Regions from separate parts of the Homo sapiens genome. Here region 2 is linked to region 1. The links are chromatin loops, found by intact Hi-C in ENCODE. Cell type or tissue: IMR-90. All regions are shown on one strand.

Region 1 (8,000 bases):
AACCTGGCTGCTTCTAACAGCCTATGCTCAGATATGGGAGCAAAGAAATGACTTAAAGTTGAACGTTATATTGAAAGTGGAAGCAGTGTGTAAAAGTTTGGAAAATTTGTAGCCTGGCCACATGACAGAGAAAGAAAAAGCATTATCAGGAGAGGAATCAAAGTGGGCTATGGAGCAACCACTTGCTAGAAAGATTTGCATGACTGAAAGGGAGCAAGGTGCTGACAGCCAAGACAATGGAGAAAAGGCCTCAAAGACATTTCAGAGTTGTTCTAGACAGCCCCACCTATCACAGGTCCAGAGGTCTAGGAGGGAAGAATGGTTCTGTGGGCTAGGCCCAGGACCCCAGTACCCTACACAGCCTTGGGACACTGGTCCCCACATCCTGGCTGCTCTGGCTGCTGTTATAAAGGGCAGGAGCCATAAGCCTTTGTGTTTCTGTGTGGTGTTAAGCCTGAAGGCACACAGAATGTAAGACTGAAGAATGCTTGGCAGCCTCCCCTTAGATTTCAATGGAGGTATGGAAAAGTCTGGGTTCCTGGCAGAAGTCTGCTGCAGGGGTGGAGCCCTCACAGAGAGCTTTTACTAGGGTAGTGTCAAGGGGAAATGTGTGGTTGGAGACCCCACAAAGAGTCCCCACTGGAGCACTGCCTGGTGGAGCTGTGGGAAAGAGGCTCTGTACTCCAGACCCCAGTATGGTATATCCATCAGCAGCTTGCACCCTGCACCAGGAAAAGCTGCAGGCACTCAACTCCAGCCTGTGAGAGAAGCTGTAGGGGCTATGCCCTGTAAAGATACAGGGATGGAGCTACTCAAAGCGTTGGGAGACCATCCCTTGCACCTGTGTGCCCTGGATGTGGGACATGGAGTCGAATGAGATTATTTTGGAGCTTTAAGATTTAATGACTCTCCTGCTGGCTTTTAGGCTTGTGTGAGGTCTATAGCCCTTTTCTTTCAGCCAATTTCTACCTTTTGGAACAGGAATATATACCCAATTCTAGTACTCCCATTGTATCTCAGAAGTAAATAACTTCTTGTGATTTTACAGACTCACAGGTGGAAGGAACTCATCTGGACATGGGACTTTTCAGTTAAAGCTGGAATGAGTTAAGACTTTGGAGGACTATTGAAAAGAGATTATTTTGCAATGTGAGAAGGCCACGATATTATTTTGCAATGTGAGAAGGACCTGAGATTTGGGAGGCCAGGGGCAGAATGATATAGTTTGGATGGTCTCCCTAAATCTTATGTTGAGATGTAATCCTCAGTCTTGGATCTGGTGGAAGGTGTTTGGGTCTTAGGGGTGGATTTCTCATGAATGGTTTGGTGCTGTCCTCATGAGAATGAGTGAGTTATTGTGAGATGTAGTTGTTTAAAAGTGTGTGGCACCTGCCCCCACCCCACTTTCTCTCTTGCTCCTGCTCTCATTATATGTGAGATGTCTACTTCCCCTTTGCCTTCTGTCATGATTGTTAGCTTCCTGAGTCCCTCACCAGAAGCACATCAGATGCTGGCCCCACACTTTCTGTACAGCCTGCAGAACCATGAGCCAATTAAACCTCTGTTCTTTATAAATTACCCAGCCTCAGGTATTTCATTACAGCAATGCAAGAATACCTGAACACACTGGGTTTCTAATCCCCTTTTGTGGATTTGCTTGTGTATCTTTCTGAATGATCTTGATTATATTCTATGGCTTATTAATGGTTTACCAATTAGAACCACACTAATCTGTTTGATCATGCATGCAATGTGCCTGCTGAAAAACAAGGTTTCAGGGTTTCAAATAGAGAGACTTACTTGTCTTACCTTTTCTCACAATCAACCATCCCTGTATAGGCTCTGGTGTTTCCTCCAACGTCTACAGTATGTTTGAGGAATAAAGAAAATGAAATAACAGTCAAGGAAAAATTATGAGGCATTTCTTTTTTCAAAATATGCAATTAAAGCAAAAAGTACAAAATGCAATTTTCAGATCAGTAAGGTAATTTGTGTTTCCACAGTGCAAGTGTTACAATTATTTTTTAAGCTCACACTGTAGTGCTTTTATTCATTTACTCAAACTTGTTTTGAGCCCCTAATATGTGTCAGCCACCAAGGATTACATTATTAGCAAAAACTAAATAAAAATAAAAATAGCTGGGCATGGTGGCTCATGCCTGTAATCTTAGCACTATGGGAGGCCAAGACAGGTGGATCATTTGATGAAACACTGTCTCTACAGAAAATACAAAAATCAGCCAGGCATGGTGACCCTCACCTGTAGTCCCAGCTCCTCAGGAGGCTGAGGTGGATGGATCACCTGAACCCGGGAGGTGGAGGTTGCAGTGAGCCAAGATTGTGCCACTGCACTGCAGCCTGGCTGATAGAGTGAGACTCTGTCTCAAAAAAAAAAAAAAAAAAAAAAAAAAAAAAAAAAAAAAAAAGGAAATGTTGCATGTGTTCACGAAGCTCACAATCAAATGGGTGAGGCCAATTGTTAGTCAAATAATCTCTTAAAGAAATCTCACCTTGTAACTGTGATGAGAACAGAGCAGTGGCCCAGGTCAGTGGTGACTTATCACAGTAGAAGTGGTGGCCACTCAAGGAACTGATGAAGGAACTGAAATCTGATGGATGAGCATAGCTGAGCCTTTGTTTTCCCCCAAAGTCTCAGTATAATTTTGGAACTCACATCAACTTTGGATTCAGCTGATACATGCCACGACATCATTGACCACTGATCCTTTTAGAACCTTTGCACCTCACTTTGGGCTCAGTTTTCCTGGTTTATTTCCCATGCATCTTTTCTGCAGATTACTAGTAGCTGTTTTGAAGGAAGATAAATAAAAACCAGAATCCATCTAGTTCCCCGTATTTCCCTAAAACGACTAACCATCCCTAGAGTTTTCAGCAGAACTTTTCCCTATGATTGCACTTAGAGAATACTTTATAACGATGGTACTGTCTTTATTTTAAAGTAATGCGAACAACTTTACTTCCAATTACAAAAATCAGGGATCCCCAACCCCCAGGTGACAGACTGGTATACTGGTCTGTGGCCTGTTAGGAACTGGGCTGCACAGCAGGAGGTGAGTGGTGGGGCAAGTGAGCGAAGCTGAGCTCCACCTCCTGTCAGACCAGTGGCAACATCAGATTCTCATAGGAGCACGAACCCTATTGTGAACTGGGCATGCAAGGGATCTAGCTTGCATGCTCCTTGTGAGAATCTAATGATAAACGTAATGTGCTTGAATCATCCTGAAACCGTCCCTCCCACTCCTGGTCCGTGGAAAAATTGTCTTTCACGAAACCTGTCCTGGTGCCCAAAAGGTTGGGGATTGCTGACATAGATGATGCATATCTATGGGGAAAATCCCAGCCTAACAGAAACTTAAAAAAAAAGAAATTAAAATCACTTCAAAACTTGTAACCCATTGTTAACACTTCAGTAAACTTCCTTTCCCAAATCTCTCTTTGCACAAGTACAGACACATCAACGTCAATCGCATCTCATTTTGCGGGGCAGCTTTCTTCATGATGCAACATGCCATGGAGTTCTTGCCACGCCAATGCAATCAGTGAACATCGTTCTCTCCATGGTTGGGTCATTTCCCTCCAGGGAAATGGACATGAATTGGCAGGTGGCCAGCCCCACGCTGATGGACATGAATTGACTTCCAATTTTCTGTTATTTCAAATAAAGCTAAGATTCAAATCTTTGCACATACACCTTTGTTTTCTTGTTTGATTATCTCTTATGGGCAAATTACTAGATTCTTCTAATACTTAAACACATGCAAAGGAGGCAACGGGTAGGCCTCACTTCAATTCAGCCTAGTGAGACATTTCCACCCTCACTGCCTTCCCCGGCTGCCATCTATGATCCTGGGAGTACGTCCAGTGAAACTGACCCATTAGCGAAGGCTGCGTTTCAGATGCTGAGAAGTACGAGACACATTCTCATCCCTTGAGAAGATTAAACATCGAGAGGCTCCAGGGCCTTCTTATTAGTGGATCACCAGTTTTTCTTGTTCCGCCTCTCTTTCTGTGTTGTAGCAGATATGGAATTTCATTTAAGAGAATGTTAGGAGAAAAAGAGGGGTTCCAGGAAGATGAGGATATTCGGAGTGGAGATACCTGGATATTCCAACAGGATGAGGACGTCTCTGGCCCAGGAGTTCTGCAGGCCGCCAGGTCACGGATACCCACACAGGGGTGTGTTCGCGTGGCTTCTCGCTGGGCTGTGGAGATTCTTGATCCAGCCTCTCTGACCACCAGGCCTATGGGAGAAGTTGTGTTGTCTCATTCCCTGCAAGGGGTCAATTCGTAGGTGAAATGTTAGGATCAGTTACTTTATGCCACCATTTTTCTTGCAACTCTCTCTGTCCACGGTGCTTAGCTAGATCACTTACCACATCTAAGGCAGGTTCCTGCTGGCTTCTGTTGGTTGGAGACGGTGTAGCTCGGAGGTCCGCACAATCCCGGAGCAGCCACCCGGCGCAGCCGCCAGGGGGAGCCCCCACTTGCCTCGGAAGTCTTGGTGTACGCTGCGAACAGCCTTAAGGGTCTACAGAATTTATTCACCAGAGCAAGCCACTTCCCTGGCTTTTTCCAAAGTTTAACATGAAGGCACCACATTATTATTATTTTTTAGTTGCAAAATTGAATTGGAAACTTCTATTTTTCAATTGTCGTAAAAGTGTTTGTTTTGGCCGGGCGCGGTGGCTCACGCCTGTAATCCCAGCACCTTGGGAGCCCGAGGTGGGTGGATCACGAGGTCAGGAGTTAAAGAGCAGCCTGGGCAAGATGGTGAAACCCCGTCTCTGCTAAAAATACAAAAATTAGCCGGGCATGGTGGCGCGTCACTGTAATCCCAGCTGGTCGGGAGGCGGAGGCAGAGAATTGCTTGAACCCGGGAGGCGGCGGTTGCAGTGAGCTGAGATGGCGCCACTGCACTCCAGCCTGGGCGGCAGAGGCAGACTCTGTCTCAAAAAAAAAAAAAAAGAAAAGAAAAAAGAAAGAGTGTTTGTTTTACAGAAAGGAGTTGCATACATAATTCGGTTTTAAAATGTGTGATGAAGATAGGCTGAGTTTGTTGAACTGTACTCTGTTGAAGTATGTGATGTGACTCTGTTTCTCAAATTCCCTAACATTTTAGGAGAAAAACTTATCCAGTATTTTCTAGTGGGATTGCGTCAGAATTCTAGGGCTGACTCTGTGCAGACCTTGGTCAGAATAACTGGAGATATTTTTGTTATGTTGTTGGTTAAGAGGAGCGCTACAGCTGCTGTTATTTAATAGTTTGGTTTCAGATTTATAAACAACCACCCTTCTGGGAATGACAATGCGTGTTCTGCCTATCTTCTTAATCTCTGCCTCCGTGGGGCAGTTGTGATCTCCACTGCATGGTGCGATCCCTTGGATGCAGACGTGAGAGTAACACACAGTCTTCTGCACGACGGGAGGTTAGTGGATCATAACGGTCAGATAAAGCCTCCAGATTTGGCCTCATTTCTGTTGCTTCCAGTTTTGAATAATTATGAATAATGTTGACATGAACACTCATGTCCAGGTTTTTCAGTTAAAGATAAGCTTTTCATTTCTCTGGGACAGATATGTAGAAATGGGGTCCTTAGAAGGCTGGGCCTTACATAAGCAAATATTCACCTCCATAAGAAATCATCTGCCTTCAAGACAAGAAATAACCAAAATCAGAGGTGAACTGAAGGAAATTGGGACAAGAAAAACCACTCAAAAGATCAATAAATCCAGGAGCTGTTTTTTTTTTAAATTAATAAAGTAGATAGATCACTAGCTAGGTTAATAAAGAAGAAAAGAGAGAAGATTTAAATAAACATAATCAAAAACAAGAGGGATATTACCACTGACCTCACAGAAATACAAATAACAGAGAATATTATGAACAACTCTATGCACATAAGCCAAAAAATCTAGAAGAAATAGATAAGTTCCTGGACACATACACCCTCCCAAGACTGAACCAGGAAGAAACTGAATCCCCGAACAGAGCAATAACAAGGTCTGAAACTGATAGACTGCCAACCAAGAAAAGCCCAGGACCAGATGGATTCACAACTGAATTCTACCAGATGTACAAAGAAGAGCTGGTGCCATTCCTGCAGAAACTATTCTAAAAGAACTGAGCAGAAGGGATTCATCCCTAAATCATTCTATGGGCCAGCATTATCCTGATACCAAAACCTGGAAGAGATACAACAAAAAAAGAGAAAACTTCAGGCTAATATCCTTGATGAACATTGATGCAAAAATCTTCAACAAAATACTGGTAAACCAAACCCAGTAGCACATCAAAAAGTTTATCCACCATGATCAACTAAGCTTTATCCCTGGGATGCAAGATTGCAATGTTCGACACAGGCAAATCAAGAAATGTGATTCATCACATAAACACAACCAAAGACAAAAAACACATGATTACCTCAATACATGCAGAAAAGGCTTTCAAAAAAATTCAACACCCCTTCATATTAAAAACTCTCAATAAACTATGTATTGAAGGAACATACCTCAAAATAATAAGAGCCATCTATGACAAACCCACAACCAACATCATACTGAATGGACAAAAGCTGGAAGCATTCCCCTTGAAAACTGGCACAAGGCAAACATGCCTTCTTTTACCACTCCTATTCAACATAGTGTTAGAAGTGTTAGCCAGGGCAATCAGGCAAGAGAAAGAAGTAAATTACACCCAAAAAAGAAGAGAGAAAGCCAAACTATCCCTGTTTGCAGACGACATGATCTTTATCTATAAAACCCCCATAGTCTTGGCCCAAAAGCTCCTACAGCTGATAAACAACTTCAGCAAAGTCTCAGGATACAAAATTCATGTGCAAAAATCACTAACATTTCTATACAACAACAACAGTCAAGCTGAGAGCCAAATCAGGAGCAAACTCCCATTCACAATTGCCACACACACAAAAAATAAAATACCTAGGAATACAACTAACCAGGAAGGTGAAAGATCTCTACAAGGATAACTACAAAACACTGCTCAAAGAAATCAGAGATGACACAAGTGGAAAAACAGTCCATGCTCATGGATAGGAAGAATCAATATCATTAAAATGGCCATACCACCCAAAGCAATTTACAGATTCAATGCTATTCGTGCTAAACTACCATCAACATTTTTCATGGAACTAGAAAAACACTATTTTAAAATTCATTTTGAATCAAAAAAGACTCCGAATATCCAAGGCAATCCTAAGCAAAAAGAACAAAGCTAGAAGCATCATGTTACTTGACTTCAAACTATACTACAGGGCTACAGTAACCCAAACAGCATGGTAATGGTACAAAAACAGACAGATAGACCAATGAAACAGAAAAGAGAACCGAGAAATAAGCCTGCACACCTACAACCCTCTGATCTTCAACAAATGTGACAAAAACAAGCAATGGGGAAAGTATTCCCTATTCAATAAATAGCGCTGGGATAACTGGCTAGCCATATGCAGAAGATTGAAACTGAATCCCTTCCTTACACCATATACAAAAATTAAATAAATGGTGCTGGGATAAATGGCTAGCCATATGCAGAAGATTAAAACTGGATCCCTTCCTTAGACCATATGCAAAAATTAACTCAAGATGGATTAAAGACTTAAACATAAAACCCAAAACTATAAAAACTTTGGAAGACAGCCTAGGCATTACCATTCTGGACATAAGAATGGGCAAAGATTTCATGGCAAAGACACCAAAGCAATTGCAAAAAAGCAAAAATTGGCATATGGAATCTAATTAAACTAAAGAGTTTCTGCACAACAAACTATCAACAGAGTGCACAGACAATCTATAGAATGGAAGAAAATTTTTGCAAACTATGCATCTTACAAAGGTCTAATATCCAGCATCTATAAAGATCTTAAACAAATTTACAAGAAAAAAGTAAACAATACCATTAAAAAGTAGGCAAAGGACATGAACAGCCATTTTTCAAAAGAAGACATATATGCAGCTAAGAAGCA
Region 2 (8,000 bases), 93 kb after region 1:
TAATATTGGGATACCCAGGCCCAGTGACAGTTCTCAAAGTGGAATCTGCAGTTACTTCTAGGCCTGCCCGGTGCCCCTGCAGAGTGATCCCAGCAGCTCGCCAGCAAATCAGCACTCTAGGGGGCTGCCTGCCAACCCGTGAGAACTATGTAAATATTAATTATGGTTCACTTGTAACGATCTTCCTGCCTCATTCACATCTCTCATGACCTCAACACAAGACAATACGCTAAAAAGCAAACGTCATCACACTGAAAGTGCAGTGATAAGGCCGTGCAAAAATAATTGAGAGGGATGAAATCTAAGAATTGACATCACATTAAAGTATTTTTTCCTCAAAATTTTAAACAGTAATAATATACAAAGAGAAGTAGAACCATCAAAAGATTTATGTCTTCTGGAAAAGAAATATGACGCAATTTCACAGAACTGACTTTGGCTGTTCATTTAGCAAAAGCTTCAACATCTGCAGCCATGAAGTCTCTAATCCTACTGTCTCAACCTTCCATCTGGAAAAATAAGCATTTAAAAATTTGTAAAATCTTTTCATGTTTCCTTTGCATTCTTTTCCCTCCTTAGTCCTTCCTTTCAATTAATAAAATTAAAATACATTGACTAGCTAGCTAGCTGGAGTCACGGTATGGCTGAGGATTTTCCTAACCAGCAGTGCACAGATATTACAGCAAAGATGCAGTGATCATGCCATCAGTCTGATGTATTGCAGCAGAGCCAAGCACGGAGGTGCAGACGTCAGTGGCGCTCGAGCGGAGGCTTCCTAATGCACAAATTACATCTTCCGCGCCTGCGTTCCGTGCCTGCGTTCCCTCCCTGCACACACCCAGGAGCCTGATAAAAATGAAGCGCGCGGAGGACACGGAAATATCTAGAAGGCACAGAGACAGCCGAGAAAAATGACGGGCAGTACATGTTTTCTAGACTCATAATCTTTATACAGGATTACTGTATGTTTCTGTGAGTTTCTATGTACCGGGGGTGTGCTTACGTATGTGCGCGCCACACACACGCACGCATATACGCATATATGCACACACACATGCACACACGCACATACACACATGCACACACAGGCACATGCACACATGAGCGCGCGCGCGCACTCACACACACACACATACACACACACTGTGCGGTCCTCCTTAAGGGGACGAAGGGAGTGCTCATACTGAGCTTCCCTCTTGGAGAACGCACACAGCACAACCTCCGATGGGTTTTCCTCTCCTGGGGGCAGCGCTACGCAGGAGGCGGATGGTCACTGGTCTGTCCCGGGACCCACCCCTCCGGCGCCCCGCAGGCTTCCCGGGCTCTCCACGGAGCAGCCCCTGTCTGCATGGCTCCCTCGCGTCTCTCCACCAGGTGGACGTCTCCGAGTCCGGCTCCTGGGCGCGAGGGTGGGCCGGTGGCTCCCTGGGCCAGGATCCGCCGCTGCGCTGATGACTCGCACCCCTGAGAGGCGGGGCGGAGTCGGCCACCGGCGGGCGCCCACCCCATCCTGTCCTTGGCGAATGTCAGCGGCGCGACCCGCTCCTCCGCCCCCGCTTGGGCGCATCTCCTCTCCTCAAAACGGGACCTGGCCTCCCGTTTCTCCCCACTGACATCGACATCCATCCACTTCTCTATTTGTACAAATTTCCACAGTGTATCATTTCACCCCCTTGGATGTAAAAAGTGAGCTAATAATTTTCTAGCAGCATTCCTTATGCCAGCCTCTCTAATTTTGTATAAAAAATCGTTTTGCAATGGGACCAATGTTAACTCATTTATGCAATATATCGGTTGCTAAAATGAAATATTCCACTGAAGTCCATCAGTCAGCATAGGAATACAGGTCTTATATTTATTGCACCTAATCTACTTTTGCTTAGCATAGTTATTACTCATATCAGAATATGGGTCTAGACGTGAATGACGGAAGTTATATTTGAAATCGTGTCTTAAAGCTAGATATGCTCATGCCCATTTCTTTTTCATTGCGCACCCAAAATTGCCAGTACCATGTTCAGTATAAAATACATCATCCTTTGCACCCATGGGTCACCCCAAATGAGGCACACAAGTGAAGATGCAAATATTCATCTTTTTTTCTCAGGGATCCTCCCTGCCCTCCCCCCCCCCGCCCCCGCTTCCCCCTTGCAGTGCCTTCCTGGCTCCTTCTTTGCTGGGGTGGAAGAATATGGGGGGTGGGGGGTGGGTTTGATGCTTCTTAAAAACACATGAGCTGCCTCTCTCATCTGGCAATCATTGACTTATTAACTCTTATTTAAAAAGTTCACACAAATCCAGAGAACTTGTCCTGCTATAAGAATGCAGTGAGAACTAGACGAGGCGTGGAAGCCGTCCAACTGTGCAGGGCAATGATCCTAGGCTGTGGCTACAGGCAGACACGTGCGCCCCCGCGGCAGCTCCCAGCCTGGGTCTGCAGCTCCAAGCGCTGCTGTTTTCACTGGACCCTAAGAAAACCACGACTCAAGACCAGAAAGGTCTGGAATTAGAAAGAACAGACCCAACAACTCTGCTCCTGGGCGTCATATATGTCCTTTGAAGACATCTGGGGAAATGCAGAACACAGGCTGGGAAGAGGAAATTAAAATGATCATGAATATATACAAAATATCAGGCCACTCTCCTTGTAGCCACTTTACCCTAAAGCGGTAGCCCTCTGCCCACCTGACATGTGGTCCAAGCTTTTAATTGAAGACCATGCCTTGAGCTCTGTGAAGTTTTGATCTGAGCCAGCAGAGGCTGTCCCAAAGGTTCCGAGAACACTCCCCCATCACAGGCAGGACAATTTCATCAGGGAAGCTCTGGAGACCTGGCTTCAGAGTGACCAGATGACGGGCTTGCAGACCTTTCACAGTTCCCTGTAGAAGACCCCTAAATATATATGGCTTCGCACAAGAGGCAATTCCCAAGAGTGGAATATTTTTCTGTGTCCGACTGTGGAAGCTGGGACCTCCCTCTCTGAGGGTCCTTGCCTCAACGCCTTAGTCCCTGGACCCCTTTTGACTTTGCTCCGCTTCCACACTCTGGTTGAGTCTCTGACCAAAATGAGGAAGGGGCTGCACTGAGATTCCTTTGGGGGTTAACCTGGCTTCCTACCTCCCATGGCTAATAAGTGCTATCCAGTGGCTTGTTGGAGGACAACCATTAATTAGATACACCAGTGCCGATTTATCTTATTAGAAATCTGCATGCAAGTAGCTATGAGAATGCAGAAGCTTTCAGGATTCCTAGCGCTCCAGATCGCCTTAGTTGCTGACGTCTTTGCTCCTTGATTTGCATTCATAGCTGGGGTTTTGTTTTGTGTCAGTTGCACAAGCATCAGGGCAGGGCTGCCCCAAAGTCTGTGCCCACAACCCCCTCTGATACAATGTTTAATCGATTCGTGTTGCAGTAGCTTGAAATATCTGTGGGTTCCCTCTAACCAACCGATTTGCCTGCAAACCCCATTTTTTACCCTTTTATTGTTTGCAAAACCAACAACTTTGCAAAACCATTTCCAGGGAACGGGAGGACCAGCTCTGCATCCGTGTAGAGCTGCACCAGCCACAGCAAGCCGAGCTCTGTGCATTACTGCGATTTTCAAAATATAAAGATAAAATATTTGAAGTTTTTCTTGAAAAGGGGAAAACGCAGCTCTAGCCCTCTCCGTTTGCCGCGGGGGATGGGGGTGTTGTCCACGTGCCAGACGTGACGGCCTAACGGTTTGATTTATGAGTCTGATAATAAGAATCCCATTAGGCTCCTCTCATTGAGAAAAAGGAGCAGAAGAAAAAAAGCTGTGTGTGTCACCAAGCAGCATTGACGCAGGCAGCTCTGACGGCAGCAGCCGCGGGCGGGCGGGGGGCCCGGGGGGCCCGCGAGGGGCGCGCGAGGGCCGGCAGCTCCTGCGCAGGGTCCCTTAGCCACCCCCGCGCCTTTTCAGCTCCCGCCCCCGCTGTCGCCATCCCCACGACCCCCACGCACCACTGCACTCGTCCCCGCACGGCTCCCGCGACTCTTCGAGTCCCCCAGGCAACCCAGCCCCCGCTACTGCAACCCTGCACCCCTCTGTAGTGACGGGTGCCACCCTATGTGATCCCCCTGCCCCTGTGGAGCCCTAGTCCTCCGAGGGGAGAGTGAAAGAGGGAGGCACCTGGGAGGGGGCAGTTCACAGCCCCCCAGGAAGGGGGTCACAGCCCTCCCCTCCCTCCGAGGAAGGAGGTAGGGCTGGGAGCCTGGGGTCCTGTGTTCCGAGGCCCCGGGGAGTTGCAGTCACGGGAACCTCCCCACAGGCCCAAGCTGCCTGCAGACGGGGCCCGCAGCCGCTTGTCCAGCAAATACCCATTGTTCACGGGCTGAGAACATGCTAGAGTCAGGGCTATTTTTCTATTTAAAGTCATCTGGGCAGGAAAAAAAGAGTAATGCGCTGTGCTCGGAGTGCGCAAGTGTGATCCAAGGCCCGGTGCCTGCACCCACGCGTGGTTCCCAGTGGACAGAGCCAGGCCTCAGCCTGGAGTTGCGGCCACTGCTCCCGGGCAGTAGGAGGACCTGGGCTCCGGGCCAGCCCCGAAGATGGTGCGGGGACAAATGCCACTGCTGGACCCACGCACAAATGCTGCTTCTGATATCCAGGCAAAACAAGCCAAGGACGGCATGGAACACCTGGGCTTCCAGACCAGTGGTTTTCTCACGGTCTCAGAACAGAATGACTGGCAAGATGTCCCCCTAAGGACGCTAGAAAAGTAATTGTATCGGCTAGCCCTGATTCAGCCCTCCAGCCTTAAATTTCTACACGTCTACTCGAAATGTAGCGAGATCGAGAAGGAATTAGAGAGACTGATAAACAAAAAACAGGCCTTAAAATTCCATTACTAATTATCAAAAAGTAGTAATGGCACGTGGCACGTCTGGCACGTGGACATCCAAAAAACTAAAAAGCTCAAGTACGTCCAACCCTCGCAATTCCAAGTCCATAAGTCATTCTATAAACATTTTAATCAGCCAGTGCCTAAACTTCCCCCATCAATCCCGCTACACTACATCCACTTGGGGAGGGAGATGTGCCATTCATAATGTCCCAGGGACATGGAGCTTTCAAACCCCCTGGGGCAGAAGGCACCCCATGTCCCTGGAACTAAAAACGGGAATGTCTGATGCTTGCGCACCAGGATTCACAACAGCCATAGCCAGTATTCACCATAGTCAAGAGGAGGGACCAGCCCGGTGCCCCTCAACCGATGAACGAATACACAAAACATGGTGCATCCATGCAATGGAGCATCAGCCTTAAGGAAGGGAGCACTGACCCGTGCCGCAACCTGGATAAGAACATTGTGCTCAGTGAAACGAGCCAGTCACAGAAGGACAAACCCTGCAGGATTCCACTTACAGGAAGTCCCTGGAGTAGACAAATTCATAGAGACAGGAAGTAGAGTGGTGGTTGCAAGGAGCTGGGGGAGGGGTGTCGGGAGTTATTGTTCAATAGGTAGAATATTGTTCTGTTGGGGATGATGAAAAGTGTTGGAAATAGATCATGGCGCTCATATCACAACATCATGAATTTAATCAATGCCACTGAATTGTATCCTTAAAGATGGCGACAATGGAAAATTTATATATATATATATTTTATATATATGTACATATATATGTGTGTGTACACACACACACACACACACACACATATATATATATAACCACAACAAAACAAACAAACAAACATGAATGTCTGTTAGCACAGATGCTTCACCCAGGTTTCCTCTTCAAATTGCCTTCTGGGAAGAGCACCCCCAGGCATGGTGTCAGCACCCTCAGGCACCCCCAGCTTGAAATGGACCCTCTGCCTCCTTAAAAACAAAGTGAGATAAGATACCAAAAACCACTAGGGTTCTCTTGCTCATTTACGTCTTTTAAAAAGATCACCCTGTCTATTTGAGAATTTGGGGGAGCAGACTACATTCTTACATCATTTGGCTCTTCCCTTCGATAGTGCCTCACCACGTGCACTGCCGAACATAGAATGGATTTTGTGAAGACAAGTAATTTCAGTGTTTTTGGTTACTGCTAACCTAAGTGTATTAGTTTCCTATTGCTGCTGTAATAAATTACTACAAATGTGGTAGCTTAGAACTGCAAAAATCTATGATTTATGGTCTTACAGTTCTGCAGGTCAGAAGTGTAAACTGAAATGAAGTTGTGGGCGGGCTCTGTTCCCCTGCAGACTCTCGGGGAATCCCTCTCCTGGCCCCTGCCTGCATTCCTCTGCTCACAGCCCCTTCCTCCATGGTCAGAGCCTGCCAGGCTCCCTCTCCCTCTGAACAGCTGAGGAAGGAATTCCTCTTTTCAGGATTCACACGATTAAATTGGGCAGGCTCACCTGGATCATTTAGGTTGGTCTCTCCATCTCAAGCTCCATGCCCTTGACATCTGCAAAAATCCCCTTTGCAATGTCAGGTGACAGTCACAGGCTGTGGGGATTAGGACATGGACATCCTGGGGCCATCTTTCTGTCTACTCTAAGGAACCTGTTCTAGTTTATGATTTTATATTAAGGAATATCGCTTATGGGAACTCAGAGTCATTTAAACCAGCTTGCTCACAATTTATAAATATTCAGGGTAGAAATTAACTAAGGCTCTCCTGCAGTGACTTTTACTTCTTTTTTCTTTTTTTAGTGGCTTTGATCCCATCCTAGAGTCCTGGGGAGGTTGCTCTGCTATCTCCCTTTTCCCCTGAGTGAGTTATGCTTTTTGGAGGAGGGTTTTTGGTCCCTCCTGTCATACTGGTGGTGCTCCTCCAATGAGTGTGAACCTGGATTCAGGGCTCCTCTTTGCAGCTGAGGCCATGGACATTCACAGGCTCCTGGGTGCAGCCTGCTGGGGGATGGGGCAGCTGCACAGGCAGGAGCTCATTGTTTCAGGATAGTAGAGGGTGGGACAGGCCTGTGTCCTGGGCCTTGGCCTGTGTGGTCTCTTAGGAACTTTTACTCAGTAGTGTCTCGGGCTTGCTTATTACTTGGCTGTCACCTTTTTGAAATTCTGAATAATTTTTGAATAAGGGGCCCTGCATTTTCATTTTGCACTGGGCCCTGCAAATCACATAGCCAGCCCTGGGTGAATGAGGTGTGCTACCCAGCTGGGGGGGGCTCCGCAGATGGGTTCTCCATCCCGAGCATCACTCACCACCAGGAGCTCTGCCCTGAGCACACTTGAGCCTAGACACAGTGGTTATTCCAGGTTCCTGCCATGAATGCACCACTGGGGGTGAGGAGGATGCAGGCCTGGCTGCTCCTCTGCTCTCTTTAGTCAGCAAGAACGGCTCTGCTGCTGTAAAGAGTGACCCCACAATAAAGTGACTCAATGACAAAGGGAGTTCTTGCCTGCGTTACAGTCCTGGGTCCTGGGAGCCCGGGTTTCCAAGGCTGCACTTGTCCTGGCTTACCAGGCTGCAAGGAGAGGAAGGAGGGTACAACAGACAACTGGGCTTGGGCAGGGGCACAGCAACTTCACTCCCATTATTCAAGCAAAGGTAACCCATGCTGGCCACATCTAACCGCAAAGGAGCCTGGGAAATGCATGGCCTGTGTTGGGCTCTAATTGTTTGGGTGCAGAGGGGAAGGTGGGTTTTGTGAAGGATCTCCACCACACCAACAGCTTCCTTGTTGGTCTCCCTTCACCCCCTCCAACTCCCCCATGGTTCCCCATCCTCTGATTCCTTTCTCATTCCCACTGGCTTTGCCTCTCACAGTCTCCCCCCTTTGAGTGCAGCCATAATTAAACATTTTTTTTAAAAGGTGTTTTCTCATTTTCTAGATTTTGGTGCAGGGCCAGGAGACAGCCATGCATTCTCAGTTTACTGTCCTTCTAAAAGCTTGCAAAGGTAGTGTGGGATGGATTGCATGGCTAGGGGAGAAGGGAAACTGCTGGCCTTTTGCAAAAGAGAGAGCAAATTGTACCCTTCTTGCTTAAAACTCTTTGATGACCACCCACTGCCTTAGGATA

The links. Hi-C counts contacts between places; a loop is a spot of excess contacts. Peaks named below come from ENCODE experiments on the same cell type or tissue, not always from the same donor. Only the 100,000 strongest peaks of a DNase experiment are listed, where the experiment ranks them.
Region 2: it touches region 1 in a loop (5-fold over the local background); 10 of 110 quality-filtered maps call a loop at or near these places.

The regions. Positions count from the first base shown.
Region 1 is chr6:166,094,571-166,102,570 of GRCh38, reverse strand. LOC729681 (a long non-coding RNA gene) reads right to left here and starts at 4,851. Exons shown (of 2, transcript NR_147704.1): 1 at 4,395-4,851; 2 at 2,934-4,291. It also overlaps the pseudogene LOC124901524. In IMR-90, CTCF peaks have their summits at 4,492 (motif pointing right) and 4,950; a DNase peak (open chromatin) is centred at 4,510; H3K4me3 peaks cover 685 bases; H3K27ac peaks cover 631 bases; H3K27me3 peaks cover 482 bases.
Region 2 is chr6:166,002,003-166,010,002 of GRCh38, reverse strand. No RefSeq gene overlaps it. Among named protein-coding and RNA genes, the nearest start is that of LINC00473, 18 kb to the right of the region's middle. RefSeq lists enhancers at 604-1,306, 3,023-3,555. In IMR-90, a CTCF peak has its summit at 1,353 (motif pointing right); DNase peaks (open chromatin) are centred at 752, 2,372, 3,272, 3,782 and 2 weaker places; H3K4me3 peaks cover 1,846 bases; H3K27ac peaks cover 3,557 bases.